Regions from separate parts of the Homo sapiens genome. Here region 2 is linked to region 1. The links are chromatin contacts, found by Hi-C in ENCODE. All regions are on one chromosome and are shown on one strand. The core of a region is the stretch at or near the end of the contact, and the rest is flanking DNA. Distances in the headings are between cores, read along the strand shown. Region 1 holds the start of HOTTIP (HOXA distal transcript antisense RNA). Region 2 holds the start of CREB5 (cAMP responsive element binding protein 5).

Region 1 (4,823 bases), core at 1,909-4,408:
ACCTGGGAAGTGACTGCAGCCTCTCCCACCTCTCCCACCTCTACTCATGCAGCCCTCTGCTTGGCTGTCATGCCTAAGGTGCCACCGCTGCCGGCCGATCCTAGTGGGTGCCCTGGCTTCCCCAGTCTAACCCAGGAGGAGCCTGAGAATATAAAATTATCAGGTTGAAGGTGCCTCTGCAATCCTATAGGAATTCCTGAGCCTGGAGAACAAAAAATCAGAGGGACAGACAGCTCAGAAGATCAGGACCCACTACCTTGGCAGGCAAGCAAATCTTGACCTTGCCGTTGGGAAAAGAGGAAAAATGCTAGGAGGGTCTGTGCTTGCTTCCCAGAGCACACCCGTCTCAATCGTCCTCCAAACTTTCTTTTGCCACAGCAAGTCAGTTTGTTGGCTGCCTGGCAGGGAAAGAAATCATATTGGGAAACATTAATAAATATCTTATCTCCCTTAGCAGAAGACAGGGAAGGAAGATTATTCTTGCTTAAAAGTGAGTAGAAATTCTGAAACTCAGACCCAAATTATTCAGAGCTCGTTCTCCTTCTATAAACGACCTCCACTGATTGGTGGCTACAACTCAATACTGACAGGACATGCAGACATTTGAAAACAGTGGGGCATGCCAGGACGCCATGGACATGTCTGGTAGAAAAATAAGATACATGTTGAGATCCAAGACAAGAAGAGAACAAGCAGGGTGCCTTCCTCTAAATAAGCATGTCTTGAGAGGGGTTTTTTTTTTTTTTTTTTTTTTTTAATGATAGGGACACATCGGGGAACTAAAAAAAGTCCAGATAAATTTGATCAATAAGGTGCACCATAAATCTCAAGAATTCAGTCCCCAAGCTTTTTCTTGGCGAGAGCGCCACATTTAAGGAGCAAAGCTTAATTTGAGATGCAATCCAAAGCCTTCCCCCAGCACCATCCCTCTCAGACAAACCTGCTTGTGGCTCCTCGGCCGACAGATGAAATCTTGTCTCACCATTTTTGGTGAGGAGGGACCCAGTCGTCTGTGGAGCTGAGACCCTTTCTCTGCGCGCAGGGTTCGGGGCTACGGTGAAGTGGGAGGGGGAGGGAAGAATGTGGAGCTGGCCTTGGCCGCCGTGTGCACCGGCAGCTGCGCCATGGCCAGAGGTGAGCTGGCACAGGCGCCGGCTAGTGGGGGCTCCCCAAGCTGTGTTTTCGTTTTTCCGGGTCTGGCCGGAAAACCGAAGAGGCTCAAAGCCCTGGCTGAGCAGGGCGGAGGCAGAGAAGAGTCGGTAAACACCGCCCCAAAAACCCCACGAAGGCACCAAAAAATTCTGGGCAGCCGAACAGAGTCAGAGGCGAGAATTTTAAAAAGAGAGAGAAAATTAAGAGTGAGGGGATGTGGGCAATGGGCCTTTTGCTGCTGCCTGTGTCTCTACGCTCGCATGGCAGTTCTCATGCTGGCTGGACTGCAACTTTCAACTTGACCTTGGCCTCCAGCCGTGTCTGACCAGTATGTAAAACCGCCTTCAAGTCCCCAGGAACAGGGGCCTAGAACCCTACTCTGTCTCTTTGTCACTGTGAGTTTTACAATGCCACTTGGAGGGAGGAAGGGGGGTGGTGAAACGGCCAGAAAGTAACAGAAAAATCAAGTCCCTACAGAGGCTAGTTCCTGAGTCTGCAAATGGCCAGTCAGGGAGAAGGTAAACTGGGGGCAAATCAATATTTACCCAGAACTGCTAAAAAGTCAAGAAGGAAAGGGCACACTTGGTGGGGGGGTGGCTGGTGTGGGGGTCATAGAAGGTTTTATTGGGCGACACTTACATTGGTCAGGACAAATCCAGGATCAGGACAGATAAAAGCCCAAGCCCAGCCACATTGGTCTGGATCCTGCAGGAAGCCCAGGGGCCTTAGACAGCAGATGGTGGGGTGTGTGTGAGGGGTGGTATGCGTGCTGCTCTGAGTTTAGGGCTGAGTGTGCAAGCTAGGAGCAGAGGACAGGTCCAAGCCTGGCTTCTCACCAGTCCGCCTGGGGTGGAAAAGAATCCAGCACTCTCCCCAGCACTATTCCGGTAATGTGCCCACTTTCACTTTGAACGCTTGTTCCTCTTCTAGGCATCTGACCAGCTCACAGTAGTGAATCAGGAAGTGGAAGTATGTGGCTCTAAAGCAGCAGGACCCCCAGAACCCCTCGACAAAACATGGCAGCTACAAGACGGGTCGCTGCTTGGTTCTTCAGCACCAACACCCTACCATGCTCCCAAGAAAAGGTTGCATTTCCCAGGCACAGAGGAAAGGCTTCTTGGACTGGTTCTTGGGCAAAGAAGGACTAGGCACCCTCTGCAGGCTGGAGATCCTACTTGAGGGGAAGGCAGGAAGTGGCCCCAAAGAGCCCCTTTTTCTTGTCCCAAAATAGAGTGAAATAGCGGGTTCCCAGATTCCTGGAGAGTCAGGTCCGGTCCACAAAGAAGCGTGGCTTTAGGGCCCAGAAGGGGGGTTTAAGTCCCAGCCAGAAGCACAGCTGGGGCTTGTTCCTCTTAAGCCCCTTCCAGAACTAAGCCAGCCATACTGGCGAGGTGGGAGCATGGATGAATGGTGCACAGGGATCGCTCGCTCTATCTCAAAGTCTCTGGAGGAGGAAGCGTTGTTACCAGGTCAGAGCAAGGATCAGGCTGTATACCTAAGTGTGCGAATGTGAGTGTGTCAGTGTACACTGTGTGTGTGTGTGATGAGTCGTTCTGAGTCTATGGGTCTAAATGCAAACATATGAAATTGCTCACTAACAGTGTGGACAGGGAAGGGATAGGGGCTCCTAAATGCAGTCCAAGCCTCCAGTGGAATGTCCTGGGACCCAGGCATATCCGCAGGAACCGATAAGCAGCAAACACCCTGCCACTGTTTCCCTGGAAAGAGCAAAATCGCAACTCCATCGAAGCCGAAGGCGCCGATGTCCGTCCTGTGGTCTCACTGCAGAAATACGCGCCGGTTCCTGGAAAGAAAACAGTCCCAGAGGCTCCAAGAAACACCCATTCTGAGCTAGGCTGGTCCCGTCCTCCCCACTCTCCCATCCCTGACCGCCGGCAGAATTACCTGACCTGTCCCCACTGCTCCAGATCGCAACCCAATCGCGCGCCCACCTCCCCTCCCCGCCTGGTTGCGCGGGTCTGGGCCCCACTGGGATAAAGGAAGGGAAGGGGGGCGGAGATGGGGCCGCCTTCCTTCCCTGCCCCACCCGCACGTTCCTCCGCCTCTCCCCCGGGTGAATGGTGCGCGGCCGCGCGGCTGGCGCTGGGGACGGCGCGGGCCGCGGCGGGGACGACGGGTGCACCGTGCAGAGCTGGAGTCGGAGCCGCCCGCTTTGCATACGCCGTGGGCGGAGCGGGGGGGCCGGGCCAATGGGCGGCCGCCTGGCGCGACCCCGCGGGGCGCGATCCGCCCCCCTCGCTCGGGCCCCGGCCCCGCGCCGCGCGCTCTTCACTTCTTGGGGGCTTTTTAAAACAGCGCCACTGGGGTCTTCTCCATGCGGCTCGGGCTATGACAGCCTCCGTGCTCCTCCACCCCCGCTGGATCGAGCCCACCGTCATGTTTCTCTACGACAACGGCGGCGGCCTGGTGGCCGACGAGCTCAACAAGAACATGGAAGGGGCGGCGGCGGCTGCAGCAGCGGCTGCAGCGGCGGCGGCTGCCGGGGCCGGGGGCGGGGGCTTCCCCCACCCGGCGGCTGCGGCGGCAGGGGGCAACTTCTCGGTGGCGGCGGCGGCCGCGGCTGCGGCGGCGGCCGCGGCCAACCAGTGCCGCAACCTGATGGCGCACCCGGCGCCCTTGGCGCCAGGAGCCGCGTCCGCCTACAGCAGCGCCCCCGGGGAGGCGCCCCCGTCGGCTGCCGCCGCTGCTGCCGCGGCTGCCGCTGCAGCCGCCGCCGCCGCCGCCGCGTCGTCCTCGGGAGGTCCCGGCCCGGCGGGCCCGGCGGGCGCAGAGGCCGCCAAGCAATGCAGCCCCTGCTCGGCAGCGGCGCAGAGCTCGTCGGGGCCCGCGGCGCTGCCCTATGGCTACTTCGGCAGCGGCTACTACCCGTGCGCCCGCATGGGCCCGCACCCCAACGCCATCAAGTCGTGCGCGCAGCCCGCCTCGGCCGCCGCCGCCGCCGCCTTCGCGGACAAGTACATGGATACCGCCGGCCCAGCTGCCGAGGAGTTCAGCTCCCGCGCTAAGGAGTTCGCCTTCTACCACCAGGGCTACGCAGCCGGGCCTTACCACCACCATCAGCCCATGCCTGGCTACCTGGATATGCCAGTGGTGCCGGGCCTCGGGGGCCCCGGCGAGTCGCGCCACGAACCCTTGGGTCTTCCCATGGAAAGCTACCAGCCCTGGGCGCTGCCCAACGGCTGGAACGGCCAAATGTACTGCCCCAAAGAGCAGGCGCAGCCTCCCCACCTCTGGAAGTCCACTCTGCCCGGTAAATGACGACCTATTCCCAGCCCTGGTCTTCCGGCTCTGCTCCAGCTTCTTCTCCGCTCGCACCCGGGCGATCCCGGGTGCGTTTCTGTTCTCTTCCTGGTCTGCCCTAGCGGCTCTGCACCCCTGGGAGCCCGAGCATGGCTGGCTGGGTCTGCCTGCACTGCCTCGAGTTGAGCTGGTCCCTGGCTCTCCCTGGGTGAGGGGTGGCTTGTGGAGACCTCGGCTAGCTTCCCTCTCCCTCTGCGCCCCGCCCTCCCCAGCCCCTGACACCAATTTAAGGATGAGAAATTGACCAGAAAACAGCTCCCCAAATTGCCCCTCCCTATTCATTCTCTCAAAAATGGCTTCAGTGTAGAAGCTTCGAGTATTGGGACGGGCACCCAGAAAGGAGGCAGGCA
Region 2 (4,823 bases), core at 979-3,478, 1.2 Mb before region 1:
GAATACTAATGGATACTCAAAAAACACTAATTGCTCATTTTTTTCCTAATTACGAAATGTAATAATTCTTTAGTGAAAACATTAAACATGATGTCATTTTTAAAGTGCCAGACTTTGTATTTAAAGCATTGCCACAAAATAGATAGCTTACTTATTTTACAAATAGCAACACAAAAAGGGTCTTCTGTGTCTTTAAGTCTGTTTAGCATATCTGAAAGTGCTTCTTCCTCACACTTAGATATTTAAGGCAATTGCCCCCCAGTTTATTACCTTATCTCAATTGTATAATTTTCTTAAATAGAATTCAGAGAAATAGTCATAGATTTAAATTTTTAAACACTAATTAAGCATTGGTTGATTCCCATAATACAGCTGGTAGTCAAAGTGGACAAGATAATGAATTGACTGAGATCACTGTTCCATCTTCATCCAAGAAAGCTGCCTCTAAAAAAAAAAAAGACCTTAAATTGCTGTAGAAATCCAATTTGTAAGAAGCAAAAGAAGCATATAGATGGGAAACACCAGCCAGGATCACATTAATTTTGTGACTAACTGCATTGCTTAGAAGAAGAAGAAGGAGAAGGAGAAGGAGAAGAAAGAAAAGATGACAAAAATAATAAGTCCACTCAAATCCCAATTTTAATCCAACAACATAACCAGAAGAAAATGAACTACAAATACAAAGTTCACATCTTAGTGATCTAGTGAACACTACACACCGACAAAATAATTTTTAGCTTAGTAAGAAGTAAACTCCAATGACAAGAAAATATTATAGGATTGTGATACCTCATTGCTAAAAAGTAGATTATAGTAAGAAATTGGGAGTCTAGGAACTTGCCATCATGGAAACTCCATGATTGATTGGTTTTGAATGTGCAGGTGTGGGAAACTGACAAATCATTGTAACAAAAATCTTAAACTTACTAGAATTGAAAATCTATGCAGGAAAAGTCTCTGTGACAAACTACCATTCATTTAGCCACCTATTCAAATAAAAGCTGTGACATAACAGAGATCTAGAAATAAGGGCATGGTTTCCAATTTTTTGTTGGAATGTTCTAATAAACTATCTTCTCAGGTATCAACTATATAAGGTCACGACTGACCGCTAATTGACAGGCAATTTATCGGCACCAGCAATTTACATTAAAAATAGTGGGCTTGGAGATATTTTCAAATATGTTTACTATGAGTTAAGTTGAAAAATAAAAACCACTATAATCAGTAAGGATTTAAAAATAAGAGATCCATATAAAATGCTATAAGCAAAGGAAAATGAGAAACATTTCTGGGGAGACACAAGTGAGTTTTATTATACTTCTTCTTTTAAGTTTTAGAACTAAAGTAATAGTTGATATTCAACCCATAGAATCATCCTTCAGGGGCATACACATCTAGGTTTGAATGCGGAAAACTGTTTTATTGTTTTTTTTTAATTTTTAGGTTTCTTTTTCAAGAACTTTCTTATTAAAACTTAAATACTTATTGAAGTGATTCATGAAACCTCACAGAAAGGGGAATTCATGCTTGACACATTACTTAACATGCTCCATAGCTTCCCCACTGTAGTTCATATGCTTCTGAACATATTTTACCTGGGAAATAATAGTCTTATTCACACACACACACACACACACACACACACACACATCCTTCCACATAAAATGCTATAAGTCCCAGGAAACTGACAAAAGCAACATTAAAATTTTGTGCAAAATCTAAACTCCATTTCTGAATTCCATCTATGAAAATACAACATTGGTTCTATTTAACTAAGTGCAAAGTTTTCTCTCTGTTTAATATGCATAATAAACATCATCCTTACCATTATCTGTAGAATAAAAGCAGCAACGTGTTGCTTCCTGCAGTCACCAAATCAAGTTTTTTCTTCCTTTCTTTCTAGTAACTTCTGTTTCACCAGCAAGATTAGGAAGAAAATAAGTCTTGAGTATTTGCCTCAGTATTTCAGACCAGAAGATAGTGAAACTAGCTTTTAGTAAAAAGAACAGGTCTGGTATTTTACAATTACTTCTGCAACCCAGAGGTACCTCCTAGACTCTGGTACCTCCCTCGTTCTCTAAGTTTCTTTTAGTAATGAGACTAATTTTTCCAGTAGTCTTGAACTCCCTAGATTTAACTGACATGGAAAATGTGACTAAAAATTTGTGGAACTGTCTAGCCTCCAACCCTACACAGAATCAACTTTGTTGTAAATGTTGAAGAACACCTCGCAAGCAGCTACATGCTCAGTTTATACTCCTGCGCTACGCAGCAGAGAACACCAAATAACAGTGCGCCATCTAGTTAGCAAGCTGCAATCTCCATGCTAGAAGGGGGGACACTTTCAAACCCTGGGAGTTAAGAACTTGTCAGGGTTCAGCTGCTCTAAAGGTCCAATTGTTTGTTTAAATAAAAAAAAATATCGCTACTGAGATAATCCACATCTAGTGGATATGGGAAAATTTAGGTTATAATGGCACTACAAACTTTTACATCTAACTTTGATTTACAAGATAAAAGCAAGTTTTAAATTAAAAGGGCTTTCTGTTAATAGAGCTTATTATTCTGAAGACGGGAATGATTTTCTTCGAAAGTTGTCCCTGGGTGCATGCCTATTATCTTTGCTTTTCCCCTTCCACTAATGAGCATTTATCTAAAGAGCCTGTTAATCCTCTGATGTGTGCTTCTGGTCAGAGGTAACAGTTTGAATAAAACCACTAATCACTGATCACTAAATCACTGATCATTAATCACACTTTCCAGTGCCCATGACTGGGCCATTTTTTTTCCTTTAAGTCTATGCATCACAAACAAGAAGTTCAACATTTTCGATGCACATATATTGTGTGGAGGTTACACTATTTCATCTCTAGATGTGAATAAATACTAAATCCTGCCACAGACTTGGGGAAGGATGTCAATTAGACCCCAGACAGGAGTTTCACAAATGCCTACCCTACAGCATGGCTTTCGCTTTGAAGAAAGTAGATCTAATTATAAGAAAACATGTGTTCTTCAAGAAATTCCCACATATTTGCAATATAAACTTTTCTTTATTTAGTTTTCACCAACTCCAAATCAGGGACCACTCCAATCCCCTCTCTCCCTCTATCCAAAACTCTGTTAATACTTTTTTAAATTTAATTTCTGCTGCACACCTCCCTCACGCCCCCACCCCCCCACCCCCCACACCGAGGGTTCTTTTTACTTTGATCCCTTGCAACAAGTCATACACAGGGTCTTTATTTCAACTGCCAGATACGGAGGTTCTGACTCAGTTCAATGACTTACGTATTCGACTTCCTCTTTCAACATAGAAACTTAAGGTTAAGAGCTAGAAACTAACGCACGCAGCAATTTATTGTATGGAAGTTTAGGTTCAACGACTCACATTCCCTCACTTTGGAAATGAAACGTTTAGTCTTGATCCTTTCAGCTAAACCTGATTTTGTCAGCATCCCTCTTCTGCTAAAGGGCAGGCACTACGTAAAGTGAAATACTTTGTTTGCAGTGGGTGTATTGCTTTCCTAAGTCACCACCACGAGGACAGAGTATTATCATAACGCTTGCAAACATTTCCTGATTTGCCTTTTCTATCAGGACTAAGCATTTTCGCCCTAGAGGAGAAGGCTTACTGGTGCCTTTCTTAAATAATACAAAAGGGCGGATTGCGCGCTGATCAGGTACAGTGGTCCCCTCAGACCCCAGAAGCTTTTACCCACACTCCAGGGACCGTGCTCGCCCCAGGGAAAGCTGTAAAAAGGCGGGGGCGGGGCTAGAGTGATAACGGTGTAGACGGGGGAGTGGTGGAGAGGGAGGGGCTGGGAAGAGAGGGCAATAAAGATGCCCAGGGAGCCGGCGATTGCACGAGTGTGTTGTGGGGAGGGTAGGGGGATGCAAAGCAGAGTTGCTTTGTCAGCATTCTAAGCTCCTGAACCCTTGAGGAGCTCAAGCCGTTAATCAAACACTTACTGGCCTGCAGAATGACGTAATGGACCTGTATCCAGTCTTTATTCCTTGACACATGTCAGAGAAGGAGGGAAAAATAAAAATCAAACACATTCTGCAGACTGACAACGAAATATACAAGTAGCCCGCTCCAGTCCCCGGCCTTGAGCAAGCATCAAGTGGGGGCGGCACCGGTCCAGGGAAAGTTGGGGATGGGGGTGAGAGTGTGGACAAGGTCTAGGGCTTTATCTACCAGACGCCCCTTAAAAATAAATCTATGGCAAAGAAGAAGCGGGATGCAGCTGCTGAGAGAAAACATCTCCTTGGTTCCTTCCTTCGCATCTTGCCCCTCTAAGAACTTCGTGAAAAGTTCAAGTGATTCTGCCGAGAATCTGCCGCAGGGGGAGACTCCGCCGCCAGGTCTTGGGAATTGCCTGGGCGCCGCCAAAGCTCGAGCCGGAGCTGTCATTTGGGGCAGCGGCCGGGAAGAGGTAACGATGCCAGCAAGAAAGCAGCGGAGGCAGGAGGCGGCCGGAGGAGTGGACTGGAGCGGACGGAGCCTCGCCGCTCTCCAGCCCGGAGCGCCTGGAGCGAAAGCCAAGCGCCCTCCGAGGGCGACCTCCCCTCCCCGGGCGCGCGCCCACCCGCTGCAGCCGGCAGCCCGGCGGGAGAGGTGGCAGCTGCAGCTCCGCACCGGGGAGAGCGAGCCCCCTGCGCGCGCGCCCACCCGCCCCCTAGGTGACCCGGCGTCCTCGCCGCGCCCGCTGGAAGTTTGCAAACTTTCTCCGGGGGTTCCGCCGCCACGCTGGGAAGCTGGGGACGCGGGGGGAGGTTCCTGGCTCGCCGTCTCCGCTGCCGCTTGACCGCACTTC

What was found. A loop is a pair of places that touch in the nucleus more often than their neighbours do. Pooled maps may share reads with other maps.
Region 2: a loop to region 1 is called in a map of B cell, with 9 times the contacts of the local background. The contact joins the promoter of CREB5 here to the promoter of HOTTIP in region 1. A Hi-C loop is called at or near these places in 3 of 168 maps with a recorded cell type or tissue (B cell, ascending aorta and sigmoid colon) and 11 of 50 pooled maps.

Annotation. Positions count from the first base shown.
Region 1 is chr7:27,198,756-27,203,578 of GRCh38, reverse strand. It overlaps HOTTIP (HOXA distal transcript antisense RNA), which reads right to left and starts at 3,158. Exons shown (of 3, transcript NR_037843.3): 1 at 3,058-3,158; 2 at 941-2,956. It overlaps HOXA13 (homeobox A13), which reads left to right and starts at 3,488. Exons shown (of 2, transcript NM_000522.5): 1 at 3,488-4,423. The coding sequence starts at 3,502. RefSeq lists an enhancer at 617-1,141.
Region 2 is chr7:28,409,923-28,414,745 of GRCh38, reverse strand. It overlaps CREB5 (cAMP responsive element binding protein 5), which reads right to left and starts at 2,228. Exons shown (of 11, transcript NM_182898.4): 1 at 1,829-2,228. The coding sequence starts at 1,831. RefSeq lists an enhancer at 2,142-2,231.